Linked DNA regions of Homo sapiens: all the other regions are linked to region 2. Evidence: chromatin contacts called from ENCODE Hi-C or POLR2A ChIA-PET data. All regions are on one chromosome and are shown on one strand. The core of a region is the stretch at or near the end of the contact, and the rest is flanking DNA. Distances in the headings are between cores, read along the strand shown.

Region 1 (3,812 bases), core at 692-3,191, 3.2 Mb after region 2:
TGAATGTTCTCCCCACAAAAAAAAAAAAAACCTGGATGAGCAAATAGAGATCCTAAGTACCCTGATTTGATCATTACCCAATCTGTATGTATGAAAATGTACCCCTAATTATGGACCTTTATGTTGTGAAAAAAAGTTAACAGAAATAAATACGTATTGCTAAAAATCACAGGGAACCACAAAAGCAATGAATATCTAAAGGAATCCTGAGAAATACAAAGTGAAGACCCACAATCCTTAATATCAAATTACACTGCCAAGTTGTAGTTATACAGCTGATATATGATACTTGCATAAACTATGGACAAAAACAGGGAGGACAAAAACATGATCAACACAAATATGGACACAATCAACTGACTTTGATAAAGAACACTGCAATGTGGAAGGCAGAGAATGAATACCTTTGACAAAAATGATATCCAGATGCAGAAGCGAGAAATAGGACCTTATTTTACACGATGTATGAAAATGAACACCCACTCCCCCAAATTGAAGGCAAAACAAAAGACCATAAACTACAAAATGTTTTTAACTAAAACACAGGATGAGCATATATTTTGGGTCACTTGAATCTCTGCTCACCTTTGCAAAGAGGAAAATAAACACCCTGGAAGAAAAACCTCATTGACAATTAAATGCTTTGTCACTGACATATTATTTTCTTATATGGGTGACGAAAATTACATGCATGAAACGCAAAAATAAATATCATGTTGACTACATCAACATGAAAAGTTTCTGCACATCAAAGAAAACTACTTTCCAATTAAAAAAGCATCCTATAGATTAGGCAAAAATTTCAGGCAATCTTGTAATTCACGAGGAGTTGTCATCTAATATGTACACAAAAAACACTACAAAGTAGCAAAAGCATCCAATCTAATATTTTGCAAAGAACCTGAACAGACAATTCTGCACAGCCATAAAATCGAACAACAAATAAGAGATAAGGTCCTCAAAATCAACTATTCATTAGAAAACTGTAATTCAAAACCACACACAGATAATCTCACACTTATCGAATATTCCTTGATTTTTTTAAAAAAATAGGAGGGGCTGGGAACGGTGTCTCATGCCTGTAATCTCTGCACTTTGCGAGGCTGAGGCAGGTGGGTCACCTGAGGTCAGGAGTTTGAGACCAGCCTGACCAATATCGTGAAACCCCATCTCTACTAAAAATACAAAAATGAGCTGGGCATGGTGGCGGCGCCTGTAGTCCCAGCTACTCTGGAGGCTGAGACAGGAGACTTGCTTAAAACCAGGCAGCGGTTGCAGTCGGCCGAGATGGCGCCACTGCACTCCAGCCTGTAAGACAGAGCAAGACTCCGTCTCAAAACAAAAACAAAAACAAAACAAACCCCAAACCAAAAATAGTAGGAATGCGGGTGTGGTTTTGGAGAAAGGGAAACTCATACACTGTAGGTGGAAATGAAAATTAGGATACACACCATGGAAAACAGCTAAATAGCTGGAGACTCCTCAAAGAACTGAAAATACAGATGCCCCCTGCTCTAGCGAGGTCTCTTTTTAAAGGTGCTGAGGCATCAAAAATAATCCTAGACTCCAGCTCAGAGGCCCCTGGGGCTCCGAGGGACCCAGGTCCCGCGTTTTACCGCCAGCTGTGGGCCAGGGCGCTCCTATACGCTGGACGCGGGTCGGACATTGGCATAGCCTTCCCGGCCGGGGTGCGGACGCTGCAGTAGCCAGGACCGCACAACCGCCCCCAAGCGGAGGACTCGGGCCCAGATGCCCACGAAGAAGTGCGGGCACGAAAACAGGGAGAGGCAGGGAAGGAGCAGGGAGGGTTCCCGGTGGGGTCCACGCCCCCGCCACTGACCGCGGAGACCTGTCTCCTACTCCACCATCACATGGAACCCACCACCGCTCAGAAGCTCGCTCTGACCACGCTGCTGCTGCTGCAGGGGCGTCGCAGGAACTGCAGTCTCAGCTCCGTAGGGACACGCACGCTAGCAGCATCCCTAGTGCCAGGTTGAAGCTCCACCCCCTCTTAAAGGGACCGCGGCTCGGACTTGCCAGAAGCCGCTTAGGGTTGCGGCACAGGCTGAGCCTCTGCCCAGCCCAGGGGACGACGAAAGGCCCCTGGTCTCTCATCCTCCCCAGCTTTCGGGCCCTAGAAGTCGCAGGAGCGCTCCCTGTGACCGCCTCCCGGAGATCGGCTCCCTTTGCCTAGGGAGCGCCCAGGACCTGCCCCTGCCCTCCTCTGGACCTCAGCTTCACCATCCGCAAAGGAAGCAGCCTCGCTAGAGCTCTGGGGGTCCCTCAAGCTTGGCGTCTCAGGATCCAGGGTGGGCTCCCCTGCCCCTCTGCAGAGGGGGCCCAGAGAACCACAGAAAGCTGGGGGCTGGAGGGACAGTTCGGAGGGCAGCAGGGCCTCCCCGGCCTCACTGTCCGCATCTGTCCTGTGGGAGCTCGCGGGCCTCGCTATGGCCCAGGCACCCACAGCCTCACCAGGGCTGCCTGGGTCACCGGGCTCTCCAGGAGGCAGGCAGGGGCCCTGGGGTCCAGCGCTGCCCCCATCTCAACTCTTTCCTTCATCAGGGCCCACGAGGGGCCCTGTGGACTGGACCCAGGCCCGCCCATTCCCAGGGAGAGGCTATTAATTATTTCCTCAATTTCAGAGCCTGTTATTGGTCTATTCAGAGATTCAGCTTCTTCCTGGTTTAGTCTTGGGAGGGTGTATGTGTCCAGGAATTTATCCATTTCCTTCTAGATTTTCTAGTGTACTTGTGTAGAGGTGTTTGTAGTATTCTCTGATGGTAGCTTGTATTTCTGTGGGATCAGTGGTGATATCCCCTTTATCATTTTTTATTGCGTCTATTTGATTCTTCTCTCTTTTCTTCTTTATGAGTCTTGCTAGCGGTCTATCAATTTTGTTGATCTTTTCAAAAAACCAGCTCCTGGATTCATTGATTTTTTTGAAGGGTTTTTTGTGTCTCTATTTCCTTCAGTTCTGCTCTGATCTTACTTATTTCTTGCCTTCTGCTAGCTTTTGAATGTGTTTGCTGTTGCTTCTCTAGTTCTTTTCATTATGATGTTAGGGTGTCAATTTTAGATCTTTCCTGCTTTCTCTTGTGGGCATTTAGTGCTATAAATTTCCCTCTACACACTGCTTTAAATGTGTCTCAGAGATTCTGGTATGTTGTGTCTTTGTTCTCATTGGTTTCTAAGAACATCTTTATTTCTGCCTTCATTTTGTTATATACCCAGTAGTCATTCAGGAGCAGGTTGTTCAGTTTCCATGTAGTTGAGTGGTTTTGAGTGAGTTTCTTAATCCTGAGTTCTAGTTTGATTGCACTGTGGTCTGAGAGACAGTTTGTTATAATTTCTGTTCTTTTACATTTGCTGAGGAGTGCTTTACTTCCAACTGTGTGGTCAATTTTGGAATAAGTGCTGTGCGGTGCTAAGAAGAATGTAGATTCTGTTGATTTGGGGTGGAGAGTTCTGTAGATGTCTATTAGGTCTGCTTGGTGCAGAGCTGAGTTCAATTCCTGGATATCCTTGTTAACTTTCTGTCTCGTTGATCTGTCTAATGTTGACATTAGGGTGTTAAAGTCTCCCGTTATTATTGTGTGGGAGTCTATATTTTGGTTGCAGATGAGTTTATAGTCAAAGTAAAAAACACACGAAGGGCATTCACATTTCCAGGAACAGAAGCATCCTGTCTGGTTTTTCAGAGGTGAAGGGAGCAGTCTGAAGGGGCTGTGGCACAGGTGTGTCTATAATCAAAGCTCACAGCCGAGGCCCTGGGGGAGGTTCAGGTATGCCCCAGGGGGTGCGCCTCATCCAGC
Region 2 (3,854 bases), core at 730-3,229:
ATAAATGAAATTAACATTTCAACAAAATGCCATTACTCTATTTGTCAAGGTTTACAGGTTATATACCTTAATATTCAGGTGTAAATTTTACTAATAATACATAAACATACTCCTGACGTACTATATCTGAAGCAAGAGTGGACGTTTGAATCACCCAAAATTTTAGGAGACAACTGATGCTAACGTGATAAACAGAAACGTTGACATCTTAAGAAATTACTAGGTTAGCAAATGAAGAAATGAATTATTTCTACTAAATAGCTCTTTCAAAAGAATGTCATAATTAATTTAATCTCAATTGACAGTCTTTTAAACAATGAGTCCAACATAATTAAGATGTATCACAGAACGACCAGGCTTGCCCAATTCCACTGTACATCACTACTGAAATTATTCAAATGTTAAGTATAGAATTTAAATGAAGAAAACCTATGTAATAACTCTGTAAAGAAATAAATGTTTTTCTTTTTTAGCTTAAAAGGCCTGGCAGAGCTTAACAGTGCCTTGCAGTTTAATTCATCATAAATTTTAAAAACACAAAAACACCGCATCTGAAGCAAAATATTTATCACGTGATATACGTTTACCGTTAATTCAGAACACTAAATCCAACAACGCAATGACCAACTTTTTTTCTGCGTATCGATTTACCCTCAAATTTGCGGACAGTAAAAACAGACAACTAGTACTTACATTTTTGTTGAATTTGGTGAAAGAATGGTGCATATAAAACCTGTGCATATAAACAATCGCAGTGTTTATTGTAAGCTGAGAGCTGGAACGTAATATTTAGGAAATATCTGACAAAAGCAAGATCTCATTCCCAGAACAATTTTGATGGAAAATTCCCAGGTTCTTTTCCAATACCTCCCATTCAAATCCAAACCCCAAACTGGAAATAAAGAAATAAATGCCCGCGGGGGGTGGGGCGGCAGGAAGAGAATAGGCTTGACGCCAAATAAATGGGAATAAGAACTGCTGATCTTTTCACTCTAACAGCGCTGAGGGCCCTGGAACTATTTATCAATGGCTACGACTAACTAAACTCAAAATGAAACAGTTGAAACGCGCGCGCACACACCCATACAAAACCACGCCAAGAACATAAAGAACTCCAGTACGCTCCCAAGGTAGAAGAGAGCCGCCATCAAGCCGGCGACGAGAGCCGGGAAAGGCTGCGGCAAACACTTAGGCCTTTCAGCATCGCTAACCCTCCTACCTCTCAAACCCTTCGGGGTCAGGGACAAGTCCAGGGAGCCGCCCCTTTTCTGCAATAATCCCTAAAATTCCTCTTTCGCCTGAGCCACACTCCCAACCCCCGCCGCCACCACCACGCGCTGCCCCAAACAGATTACACAACGCAGGCTCCTGGCCCGCATTCCTGGGGTCCTATCTCCTCCTCCCTTCCTCTGCTGACCCCTCGCGACTGCCCGAGCCGGAACATTACTTCCCTGACCGCGGCGCCGAGGCCCAGCGAAGGCCGAGGCCGGCGGCGCCATGTTCGCGGGGCACCAGGCCCGGCGACCGGGCAAGGGAAACAGGGCGTGAGCGGCGGCGAACAGAAAAGGATACACATTGAGACGCTGTCCCATCTCCTGGATGAGGTTGGCCGCCTGCTGGCGGCACGAGAGCTCTTTATCCGCCTCCACTCCGCAGCGGCGGCTCGGCGTGTTCTCCAGCTGTTCCCGAGTAAAGAACCAGCGAGAAGAAGCTCCACGGCCCGACGCCATGACACTTCCTCCTCCGCCCGCTCCTTCATTCACCCCCCGCCCCTCCTGGCTCGCGGACTCCCCGCCAAGGCGCGCGACCCCGCCCCACTCCGCTCGCCGTAGACCACGCACCACCCTTTTTCACCACCGCCTCCGCCCTTGCGCATGCGCGGGGCCCGCTCTACCGACTCGCCCTAGTCTTTTGCTTTCTTTTTCTGCCCTCGGCCTCGCTCTTGCGCACGGGACCACAATGCTCCGCGCCGCTTGTCATTGGGAGGCGCCGAAGGTGGAGAGGTCGGCTCGGAAGGAAAAGGTCGGCGCAGCGCATGCCGGGTCTAGGGTTGGCGGGGCGAAGGGGTGGGGAGGGAAGGGGCGGGGAGGGGAGGGGAGGGGAAAGTGGGAGAGGGTGGACTCTGGCCGGTGTGAAGAGAGGCGGTCGGGCGGCTGCGCTGTGGGGGCCTGGGCGTGTACTTCGGAGGCCCGTCGGGCGCTTCCTTTAGACGGGAGGTCTAGCGGCCCTTTAAAAAGAGAAAAATAACCTTCACTGTCGCAGCCTCACGCCACTACTTCCATTTTCCTTTTGGGCGGGTCCGCGCAGTCTCGTAGGCGTGCGACTCCGGCCTCCGCCACCAACAGTCTCCGCCTAGCGCGCGGCTCTGGCGTTGAGCTGGCGGGGAAAGAGTGCACAGGAAGTCACGCTCCATGGCTGTCCGCACCTGAGTGCTTTTTTCACCCTACATTATCTTGTTTAAATCCCAGACCACTTGGTTTATTTTTATTTTTTCAAATTACTTGGCAAACGCTATCCAACTAGCAACGAGAAATTGAATTTCTAAATGAGGTGTTGAATCTAGACGGGGCGTGTTTTCAGGCTGCGCTGTGGTTTCTGCGAGACAAGGTTGGGGAGAATCAGATAGTGCAGGAGGAACTGAGTTAAAATTTTATCTTTAGGATTTGATGTGGGAACATCCCACATACCTGTTGATTAACTCCTGTATTTCTTCCTGTAAGAAAATGCCACTGAGCTTCACTCGGAGTTTGTGTTGTGAATAGGGTTTCTAAGTTTAAAGTCTTAACTATTTGGAGGCCGGGCACGGTGGCTCACGCCTGTAATCTCAGCACTTGGGGAGGTCCAGTGGGCCGATCACTTGAGGTCAGGAGTTCGAGGGCAAGGGCAACATGGCGATACCCCGTCTCTACCAAAAATACAAAAATTAGCCAGGTTTGGTGGCGCGCCTGTAGTCCCAGCTACTCCCGAGGCTGAAGTGGGAGGATGGCTTGAGCCCAGGAGGTGGAGGCTGCGGTGAGCTAGATCTCGCTGCTGCACCCCAGCTTGGGCGATAGTGCAAGACCTTGTCTCGAAAATAAAAAATAAAGTAATATCTATTTGCCAAAGACCATGGAGGCAAGTGATTGTTATGGGGCTCCCACGCTCAGCATACTGCATTGCACAAGAATATTGATTATAGTAGGCAGTTTTTGTAACAGTTGCTATTTCATACTCACTTCCCTTGCTTTACGTTTTATGTTGCTTACAATTTCTGGAATAGATTGATTTAAAGCAACATTTTAAAAGTGCAAACCCTTGGCCAGGTGCAGTGTTTCCCGGCTGTAATCCCAGCACTTTGGGAGGCCAAAGTGTTCTAGACCAGCCTGGGCAACATAATGAGACCCCACCTCTACAAAAGTTTTTTAAAAAATTAGCTGGATGTGGTGGCGTCTGTAGTCCTAGCTCCTTGGGAGTATCGCTTCAACCTGAGAGGTGAGGTTGCACCCCAGCCTGGGTGACAGAGTGAGATCCTGTCACACACACACACAAATAAAAGAAGTGCCCATCCTCAACATCCATTCATGATAAAAACTCAGCAAACTGGGAATAAAGGAGAACTTCCTCAACTTGATAAAGAGCATCTACAAAAATTCTGCAGCTAACAATAGATTGTTTCTGTTGTGAGAAACTACATTCTTTCCACCTAAAGTCTGACACAAGGCAAGCATGTCCCCTCTCACCAGTCTTTTCAACGTGGTACTGGGTGTTCTAGCTAACAAGAAAAGTAAATTAAAAGTATATACATATTGGGAAGGAAGACATAAAACTTCTTCTGTAAAATTTTAGGATATAAGGTTGAATACAAAAGTCAGTTT
Region 3 (3,626 bases), core at 354-2,853, 4.7 Mb after region 2:
AACATTTAGAGACAGGATCTCACCCTGTCACCCAGAGTGGTCTAAAACTCATGGCCTCAAACGATCCTCCCGCCCTGGGGTCCCAAAGATTATAGGCGTGAGCCAGGGCGCCCAGCCCCAAACTGTCTTGATTCCCGACGTTGTAGGATGAAGGCCTGAGTGAAGAGGTGGAGGGGAGCTAAGCGGAGGAGCCCTACCCAGCCTGGACCACCCTGGGGTACGCACTCTGCGTCCACCTGACCTGGACGTGCCTCCTAAGGCTGGCAGCGAAGCCCAGGAGCAGAGCCCACGGATGGGCCCTGCAGGTGCTGGGCCTAGACCGACAGACAGGCCTGGCCACTCAGGGCCACGCCGCCGCTGTGCCGCGCCTGCCCCCTCCCCGCCCGCCACCCCCGCCACTGGGGCAGGGACAGCGGGCCCAGCTCTGACCTCGGGTCTCGGGCACGCTCGACGTGGGCAGAGACACGGCCGCAGGGTCCTGGGGCTCGCTCGCTAGCCTCTGCCCGGCACACATGGACTTGAGCATCTGGAAGACGGCGAGGGGGGCCACGTTCAGCTTCAGCAGGTCCACCAGGATCCTGGCGGGGACAGACGCGGGGCCGGTGAGCCCTCTCCGCCCGGCGCGGCCACCTCCCTGAAGACCCGACAAGGACGGGGGCGGGGGCTCCTCCCGACCAGCGGGCCGGGCGTACCCGGAAAGCAGAGGTCGGGGGGTGTCTGGCTAGCATGCGGCCCCCACCCGCCCCGCTCACTTGAACACGTCGGGGTCGATAGCGCCGCCCGCCGCCTGCGCCAGCTCGTACAGCTCCATCTCCTCGGTGCTCAGCACCTTCTTCCGCCGCAGCGCCAGCTTCTGCCGGGCCGCCTCCAGCCCCGGGGGCGCCGCCGACCCCGGCCCAGGCCCTACGCCCTGCGCCGCCATCCCCGCGGCCCGCGGAAAGGTGCGCTCCGCCCCGCCGCGCCCCCTAGCGGCTGCGCCCACCACCCTCTCCCTGCAGCGTCAACGTCTGGCCTCCCGGGCTGCCCTGGCGGGAGGGGCGGGAGCGCGGGGACGGGGCCGCCTCCGCGGCGTCATTGAAGCCCAACAGTTATTGGGCGCTCACGGTGTGCTGAGCGGCGCTCTAGGAGCCGGGAGTGGCATGGCGGACCGCAGGGGTCCGCTGCTTGGCGATCTGGGCCTCCCTGATAGACTGCATTGGTCGTGCTCGCTTAGGTGGCAGCACCCAGCCCAGTGCCAGGCATACATTGGGCGCTCGGTAAATGCCTCTTTCAAGAAAGCGTGCAATTTTCTGGTCCGCACCGGTGCACCACTAGGGGTCGCTTTTCGGGGCGGGCGGGGGGAAGGGGGGGGCACTAATCAACAATACTGCTTACGCGCACGCGGATTCCTTGCTGGGGAGAAAGTACCTTGGGGCGCCGGAGGCCGCCACAACGCAGGCGCATTCAGCTAAGGACCACTCCCTCCCCCGCACTCCTGCCTCGCCATTTCTCTTCCCCGCCCGGCCGGCCTTCGCTTTGCGCACGCGCCTTTTGAGGTAACGGCCCAAAGAGGTGGAAGCGCTTTTCCCGCCCGGCCGCGGGGCGTGGCTCTGCGCGCAGCTTGATGACGACTTTCGGCGCCGTGGCGGAATGGCGGCTTCCATCTCTGAGGCGAGCGACGCTATGGATCCCACAGGTGAGTGGCGCGGGATGCGCGCCTGAGACGGTCCGGCGCCCTGGGGGCTTCCCCGAGCCCCTGCGGAGGCCATCTCCGTTCCTCCGCGAGCCCCAGGACTCGGGCCGGCCAGCCGGCTCTGCCCAGGCAGGGCAGGCTGGGGAGTGGAGGGCCCCGGTTGAGTCTTCTGCCACCCCTCTGGGCCATGCCTTTGTGCCACCTTCCCGCGCGGCTCGTACACTCTGTCCCGGTCCGGTAGGTGTTCGCTGAAGGTTAACCTTCGTTGAAGGAATTGAGGGAAGGAGAGCTTTGTGTTGAAGTTGAGCCTTGGGCTCAACAGGCGGTGTGGGTGTAAGAGCCGGGTGTGGGTCCCAGCTCGACCCTTCCCCTGTGTGCTCCACATCTCCGAGCCTTGGTTTTGGAGGCTCCCGAAGCCCAATTGGCAGGAGAGTTGGGAACAAGTGGGCGCGTGCTGTTAAGGGAGGTCTTGGCATGACAGAATTTGCTTGGAATGATTAGCGTTGCCCAAGGGCTGTCGCTGTCAGAAAAACAAAACAAAACAAAAAACAAACGGGGTCCGAAGCAGCTCCTGGAGAAAATAGGTGTTGGAGAGTCGCCATGAAGTGGACTCTAGGTGCATGGCACGCAGAGACCTGTGACGGGGGAGGGTGGCCATGGCAGAGTCAGATAACAGGGGTGTGGGAGACACCTCTTGGGAATTCTCGGGTTTGAATTTCCTTTCTTGGAAATTTCCTAGAAATTCCTCTGGGCCTCATTCTTTCAGTCGCTGCCCATGAAAGCTTCTTCTGAGCAGAGATGCTCTCCCCTTCATCGTCTCTAGAGCTCCGCACTTACCGAACAGTCCACAGTTTAATGCTGCTTTGATCATTTTGTAGTAGTGCAGCGTTTTCTTGACCAAGTGCCTTAGGACTGAGGCGTTTTTCTTTAACACTGCAGTTGATAGCTAGGTTAAGAATTGAGGCCGGGAGCGGTGACTCACGCCTGTAATCCCAGCACTTTGGGAGGCCCAGGCGGGTGGATCACGAGGTCAGGAGTTCAAGACCAGCCTGGCCAAGATGGTGAAACCTCGTCTCTAGTAAAAAATACAAAAATTAGCCGGGCGTGGTAGCGGGCGCCTGTAATCCCAGCCACTTGGGAGGCTGAGTAAGAGAATTGCTTGCACCCGCGAGGCGGAGGTTGCAGTGAGCTGAGATCGCGCCACTGCACTCCAGCCTGTGCGACAGAGCCCAGAGCGAGACTCCGTCTGAAAAAAGAAAAAGAGAAAGCTGGCCGGGCGCAGTGGCTCACGCTTGTAATCCTAGCACTTTGGGAGGCTGAGGCGGGCGGATCACGAGGTCAGGAGATCGAGACCATCCTGGCTAACACGTGAAACCCTGTCTACTAAAAATACAAAAAACAATTAGCCGGGCGTGGTGGCGGGCGCCTGTAATCCCAGCTACTAGGGAGGCTGAGGCAGGAGAATGGCGTGAACCCGGGAGGCGGAGCTTGCAGTGAGCCCAGATCGCGCCACTGCACTCCACTCTGGGCGACAGAGCGAGACCATCTCAAAAAAAAAAAAAGGAGAAAAAAGAAAAAGCGGCCGGGCATGGTGACTCACGTCTGTAATCTCTGCACTTTGGGAGGCCGAGGAGGGCTGATCACGAGGTCAGGAGTTTGAGACCAGTCTGGCCAACATAGTGAAACCCCATCTCTACTAAAAATACAAAAATTAACTGGATGTGGTGGCATGTGCCTGTAATTCCAGCTACTCGGGAGGCTGAGGCAGGAGAATTGCTTGAACCAGGGAGTCGGAAGTTGCAGTGAGCCGAGATCATGCCATTGGACTCCAGCTTGGCAACGGAGCGAGACTCCATCTCAAAAAAGAATTGAAAAAGTCGGCACTTTGGGAGGCTGAGGCAGCGGATCACTTGAGGCCAGGAATTTGAGACCAGCCTGGCCAGCATAGGGAAAC

What was found. Hi-C counts contacts between places; a loop is a spot of excess contacts on that map. ChIA-PET counts read pairs that join two places held with the same protein, here RNA polymerase II (POLR2A). Pooled maps may share reads with other maps.
Region 1: a map of gastrocnemius medialis shows a loop between it and region 2 (9-fold over the local background). The contact joins the promoter of LINC03124 here to the promoter of CCNT2-AS1 in region 2. A Hi-C loop is called at or near these places in 1 of 168 maps with a recorded cell type or tissue (gastrocnemius medialis), 2 of 37 single-sample maps with no recorded cell type and 10 of 50 pooled maps.
Region 3: a map of CD8-positive, alpha-beta T cell shows a loop between it and region 2 (13-fold over the local background). The contact joins the promoter of SMPD4 here to the promoter of CCNT2-AS1 in region 2. A Hi-C loop is called at or near these places in 2 of 168 maps with a recorded cell type or tissue (CD4-positive, alpha-beta T cell and CD8-positive, alpha-beta T cell), 1 of 37 single-sample maps with no recorded cell type and 15 of 50 pooled maps. POLR2A ChIA-PET finds 5 or more read pairs at or near these places in 1 of 52 experiments (CD4-positive, alpha-beta T cell).

Annotation. Positions count from the first base shown.
Region 1 is chr2:131,680,628-131,684,439 of GRCh38, reverse strand. LINC03124 (long intergenic non-protein coding RNA 3124) reads right to left here and starts at 1,941. Exons shown (of 10, transcript NR_167889.1): 1 at 1,452-1,941. RefSeq lists a silencer at 1,969-2,018 and an enhancer at 2,389-2,508.
Region 2 is chr2:134,916,731-134,920,584 of GRCh38, reverse strand. It overlaps CCNT2-AS1 (CCNT2 antisense RNA 1), which reads left to right and starts at 1,979. Exons shown (of 5, transcript NR_036549.1): 1 at 1,979-2,022. CCNT2 (cyclin T2) reads right to left here and starts at 1,763. Exons shown (of 9, transcript NM_058241.3): 1 at 1,573-1,763; 2 at 694-775. The coding sequence starts at 1,730. RefSeq lists enhancers at 1,164-1,253, 1,464-1,733, 1,884-2,043, 2,121-2,794, 2,804-2,853 and a silencer at 2,054-2,123.
Region 3 is chr2:130,179,579-130,183,204 of GRCh38, reverse strand. It overlaps SMPD4 (sphingomyelin phosphodiesterase 4), which reads left to right and starts at 1,603. Exons shown (of 20, transcript NM_017951.5): 1 at 1,603-1,675. It overlaps MZT2B (mitotic spindle organizing protein 2B), which reads right to left and starts at 943. Exons shown (of 3, transcript NM_025029.5): 1 at 753-943; 2 at 430-578. The coding sequence starts at 922. RefSeq lists silencers at 688-1,197, 1,708-1,847 and an enhancer at 1,895-2,691.